Linked DNA regions of Mus musculus: region 2 is linked to region 1. The links are chromatin loops, found by intact Hi-C in ENCODE. Cell type or tissue: gastrocnemius. All regions are shown on one strand. Links, peaks and the distances in the headings refer to the core of each region. The heading gives the core; the rest is flanking DNA. Region 1 holds the start of H2bc6 (H2B clustered histone 6). Region 2 has its middle 7.1 kb from the start of H4c18.

Region 1 (2,926 bases), core at 274-2,773:
TTGGGAAGAATTCATGTAAAATGTTAACAAAAATGTATTTTATCTAATTAATTAAGACATAGTTTAATTAAATAACTCATCATGAACTAAAAATACCTGTCTTATAAATGCAAGCAAGAACCAACATTAGGAACTCCAACTCTATTTCTTTAAAGAGGTCAAGAAAGAGTAGCATGTAATTTCATGTGATATCAACACATAAAGGATAAAATTCATAACTAATTACTAACTGAGAATTAAATGGTGGAAGGAAATTGCAACTCAGTAAACGCTAAACACATACACACGCAAATATTTTGACTTAAAAACTCCCAAATCATTATTATGGAAAGGACAATGATGTTAGCTTTTCTTTTTCTTTCCTTCATATTCTCTCTTTCTCTCTCTTTGTCTCACTATGTGGTCTTTATAGGCTTGATTTGTAGACCAGTCTGCCAAACTCATAGAGATCTGCCTGCTTCTAACTCCTGAGTGGCTGGGATTAAAGGCCTGCACCACCACATCCTATGGCTTTCTTTCCTTTCAAGAAATTTATTATTTTTATTGTATGTGTATGATTTATACATATGCCTATATTTATATATGTGCATTGCATGTGTACCCCAGGAGGCCAGAAGAGGACCACCAGACAATGAGTACTGTATTTGTTAAGAGCTTATACTTCGAGTCAGCATAACATGATGAGCATCTTGTAATAATTTTCATTTATTTATTTCTTGTCTTGAAAATCCATCAACTTTAGAAAATTCTCAGCAATGATCCCAGTGTTTCTACCTCATACACGGATGCACAGTTCTAAGAATGCAAAGTAATAAATAATTAGTACTGGATCTCCCTGGTGCTCCAAGACACAAGAGTACCTTAGCAAAACCTTAATTAAATGTCCAGTTTAGCTACTGTATCTGTTGATTTGTATTCTAGAATGTAAGCCTGATCCAGAGCCAAGTTCAGAGCTTGAGCTTTTCGGTGTAGTTGTGCTTGGCAGTGTGAACTTACATTTTCTGCTGAAGAAAGATCTTTTGTCTCGTGCCTCAACATCACTAGCTCAAGATGCTGTTTAAGGCTCTACTTCAAGGTCAAAGTAATACTTTATGTACCAGAGTTTAGGCAGGGCAAAAGTCAGCTGTAGATCTTGGGGTTTCACACAGGCCATGTCCCTTGACCTGAGCAGTGTCGTATTTTGTAAAAGGAAAACATCAGTAGGATTTTTATTTGTCTATAGTGGTATCAAACGTGTCATTACTCAACAGTCTATCCCTACAACATGACCCTGTTATTGTTCGTGAGGGTGTGAGTTCGTGAGGTTCTAAATTCACTGCTTCCTCCATCCTATCCAGTATACTTCAAATTCGACCTGATCCATGTTGAGATTTTTTTAAAAACCTGTATTTGCTTTTCTCCTAGCCACACTACTTCTCAGCCTCTCTATTTCCTTGATTTATTTTCTCTGCCATCATCTCTTCCCTAAGCACAAGATGCCAGTCTGCCTGGTGAAGACACAGCTACATCTGACAGACCTGGATTTTCCTCCTTCTGGCTTCAGCCTGCTTCCTGCTTTCCAGGTGTAACAAGTGCACCACCACTATGGGCAAGGGGCACCTAGGACACATACTTGTTGAAAGCTGCCAAAGACGTGAACTAAGTAACTGTTTAAGATACAGTAACAGAGAACCTAATCATCCCTGATTGCTTTTCCTTCTGCCAGAGCATAATCTCTGCCAGTGGCAAATCCAGTCACATTGAAATTGGCCTGCTTGCAAAGCAAGCATCTACAAACAACCACATTTCTGTGGGAACTCTTGTCTTAAACCCTTTTTCTATAAGACACATACCTTATAAAAAGAAAAGGTTGTGGGTTGGAATGAAGAAGAAAGCAAAAGCTCCAATTGAAACGAAATTGTTTGAGAGTGCTCATTTGTGCTCAAGGAGAGCAATCTCGGGATGCTAAGGTCGGTTCAGTCTCTAGAAGAGGAACTTGGATACGTAAGCGCACAGATAAAGAGCTGCATGCTTAAAACATCTTTAGTTAATTTTAGTACCTATAATTGATAGCAAATTAACTATTCTGAACTTGTATGCCATGTGGATGTATGTGCCAGTGAGTGTGTGGTTCCCTGAAACCATTACGATCACCCTCATTTCCAGGGCACCACCGAGTTCACATAAACACAAGTTTGAAGCATGAGAACCCTGGCAGGCATGGTAGTACACGGGAATAAATTTCACTTGGGAAGGATTGAAAATTCCGGGCTAACTTGGCCTATACTTCTTGATCACATGTCCAACAGATTGAGAAAAAACAAACAAACAAACAAACAAACAAACAAAAACCAAAAAACCGCATAGTTTTAAGTTTAAGGATACTTGAAACAACAACAACTCATTTGTTGAAAGAATGCCTGGCTCTTTAAAGTCCTTGAAATCATTCGTGCAAATGCGCACTTGGTTTGTTTTCTTGGTAACAGGCTTGGTGCTCTGCCAGCTTCCTGGGCAATGCAGGAGAATGGCAGTCTGGATCAACTGAGATATGACGGTTACTCGCTTTTTGTAATGCGGCACGATGCAGGCAATGTGCTTTAAAATGTAATTGATGCCCATGGCCTTGGATAAGATGCTCATGTTGGGGCTCACCTGCTTCAGCACGTTGTACACTTGCTAGAAGCTCTCCTTTCAGTAGCGTTTGCGCTCCTTGTCCTTCTGTTTGTTGATGGCAGCTTCTAAGAATCCTTCTGTGGGGCAGGCTCGGACTTCGCCAGCTCAGGGATTGTGTAAAATTTAACTCCCTCCCTTGGGCACACTAAACATTTGGTAAAATACCTACTCCGTCACCAGTTAACACCACATTCATTTACATTACGCAGTATTCAAATGAGGTTAATAAGATTTCTTTCAGGATTGGGTTAGTTTTAGTGTTTCGTCACGAACA
Region 2 (2,926 bases), core at 109-2,608, 1.8 Mb before region 1:
AAACTTTGTAATTTGAAAGTAATACTCATTGATTCTAAAGAGAATAGATGTCTACACTGTAAAGATTGAATTTTGCTTTTCAAATTTATGGTTTTGCTCTAATATTGCAAAAGAAACTTAAAAATTATTGTTAAACTGCCAGTGTTCCATTGGCTGCAGTTTGATCACAGGCTCAGGAATTTTAGCTCACCCATATCTGTGATTAAGAAAAAAATCAAGCAAGTGAATGTCTGGGTCCAGCCTCGACACAGGGTCAGAGTTCTCAACTGGAAGCAGGGATATCTGCAAGGGGCATAATAAATATACACAGACTGCTTTTTTGGGTACAAGCTGACAGGCAAGTTTTCAAGGCTTAAAGTTTCTCTTCTCTTTCACTCTCTGCTCTCTTTCTCTCTCGCTCATTCACAGCTTGAGGCTGCACACACTCTCTCTGCATTCTCTTGTGCTCTCTGCTTTTCTCCTCTGTGCTTTTATTTTCTTGAACTCTCACGCCCACACACACCTCTGTGCGTTCTCCTTTCACTCTTTCACACACACTTCATACACATAACACACACATACCACATGCACTCTTCTTTCACTCAAATTGAAACAACTTGTCTTTTGGATAATGGTTGTCAATTTTGCTTTTTGTATTTCCTGTAAATTTATCCCATAAAGAATGCATCTACTACTATATTAATAGACAGCTCATCTATGGGAGAGAAACATGTGATTGCATCACATGTTTATTCTCTTGAGTTTCCCTCCACTTCAGCACAAATAATTGAAATACATGCTGTAGGCACTGTTTTTAAAATGTTGAAAAACCAAGCTTTTAATTTGCATACTGGTAGCCAATATATAGATCATGGTTTGCAATTGCTTGAAATTGTTCCTTTTTTAGATACTGCTAGTTCTCAAATTTTACAATTGTTTATGCAAATACAGCTCAAGTTCAGGAAAAGTACTGATCCTTTAAAGGACTGCCTTTGGACATTTAAGAGCTCATACTAGATTGCCTGGACAGACCCTTTAGGGCAACGCCACAGCAGATTTGTATACCGTGCCAGTTATAGGCCTTACACTGGAACAATTGGCCATACAATCTCATGTTTCCATCATCAAAATAGTAATAGCTTGAGACAGCAATTTGGTATTTCTAGAGAATGTGCAAGTCAAATTGTAAAGACTTGTTCTCAGTGTCCTCAATTTCTACCTGTACCACATAATTTTTGTTAATCCTCAAGGTCTTACACCTAATCAATTATTGCAAATGGATGTTACTCATATTTCTGATTTTTGAAAAGTAAAATATACACATGCGACTATTTATACCTTTTCAGGCTTTCTAATTGCAACTGTTTTAACAGGAGAAGCAACTAAAAATGTAATTAGTCATTGCCTGCATTATTTTTCTAAGCTTTGTGTTCCAAATCAAATTTAAAACAGACAATGGAGGGGGCTGGAGAGATGGCTCAGTGGTTAAGAGCACTGACTGCTCTTCCAGAGGTCCTGAGTTTAAATCCCAGCAACCTCATGGTGGCTCACAACCATCTGTAATGAGATCTGATACCCTCTTCTGGTGTGTCTGAGGACAGCTAAGGTGTACTCATATATAATAAATAAATAAATCTTTAAAAAAAATAAAACAGATAATGGAACTGGCTATTACAGTCAAGCATATGAGATGTTTTGTAGACAATTTAATATTACCCATATTACTGTGATTCTTTATAATTGTCAAATACAAGGTATTGTGGAACTTTAAAACAATATCATCTTTAAGAAAATAATAGGGGGAATTATATCCCTGTACACCACATTATTTAAAAATGCTCTTTTTGTTTTAAAATTTTTAAAAATTTTGATGCCAAAGACCTCTCTGCTGAGTGTCTATGGCACCCTACAACTAGGCTTGGTCACACCTAGGTGAAATGGAAGGATCCTCTTACTGGCACATGGCATGATTGAAATACTGTACATAATATGGGGGCAAGGTTCTGTTGATGTTTTTTCACAAAAAGAAAATGGATCCCAATGGCTCCTGAAAGATTTGTTTATCAAGTGGATACAGATCACAAGCCTTCTAATGATTATTGATACCAACGATGAAGATGGCTCAAAATCCTTATCAGCCAGCTGAGTTAACCTGGACTGTAGTCTCCACGATTACTGGAGAGAGAGTGTTTTCTATCAATTCTCAAAGCCACCCCCTATAAACCTGGTGGCCAGACTTTGTGTTTGATCTTTGCCAATTAGCACCTGAATTGAATACCTGGGATACTCCCACAGACAACTTTAATCTTGTTGCTTTTAACGTTTGGACTTTGTATCTTAACCAGATTGGTTGCATTCACACAGGATCACTTTCAGCAAGCTCAGCTGTTCACCGTGGCAGTTATCACTATGAAGACATGCATTGAGTCCATGTTCATATGTCCTTCGTGGCTTTTGTCTGAATGGGAAAGAAAGTACTTTTGAAGGCCTGTTCTTGAGCCCCTTTCGACCTAAGATAGAGACAAACACCAAAAAGCCATGTTTGTCCTCTACAACAGGTAAGAAGGAGACAAGGACATAAGACAGACATGGCCGCCTAGCCACTCTATACCCTAGAGGGGATCATGGACAACAAGTAAATCCCAAGTCCAGCTCACCTTAAAACAAAAACAAAAACAGGGGAATTGTGCCTTTCCCCAGCCTTGAGTAGGCTAAACAGACCTGAATTGTTTGCCACAGTTGGTCTTCCATTGACCTAACCGACCTAGGGTGGAGTCCTTGCCCTTGCCTCACCTGCACTTTCCACAGGAGCAGACTGCCTGCTGAGCTTGCCTAACACATAATCCAAATCTATCTAAAATAAAGGATGGGTTTGTGGGTTTTTCCTATATAAACACAGAGCTTAGAATTAAACTTTGAGCCTTGATCAGAAACCTTTGTCTTGGCT

What was found. Peaks named below come from ENCODE experiments on the same cell type or tissue, not always from the same donor. Only the 100,000 strongest peaks of a DNase experiment are listed, where the experiment ranks them.
Region 2: a loop joins it to region 1, with 2.8 times the contacts of the local background. A loop is called at or near these places in 5 of 42 quality-filtered maps.

What each region holds. Positions count from the first base shown.
Region 1 is chr13:23,618,285-23,621,210 of GRCm38, forward strand. H2bc6 (H2B clustered histone 6) reads right to left here and starts at 2,810. Exons shown (of 2, transcript NM_001177653.1): 1 at 2,632-2,810. In gastrocnemius, for the core only: no CTCF peak of the experiment used is centred there; DNase peaks (open chromatin) are centred at 1,578 and 2,564; H3K4me3 peaks cover 803 bases; H3K27ac peaks cover 666 bases.
Region 2 is chr13:21,823,643-21,826,568 of GRCm38, forward strand. No RefSeq gene overlaps it. Among named protein-coding and RNA genes, the nearest start is that of H4c18, 7.1 kb to the right of the region's middle. In gastrocnemius, for the core only: no CTCF peak of the experiment used is centred there; no DNase peak of the experiment used is centred there.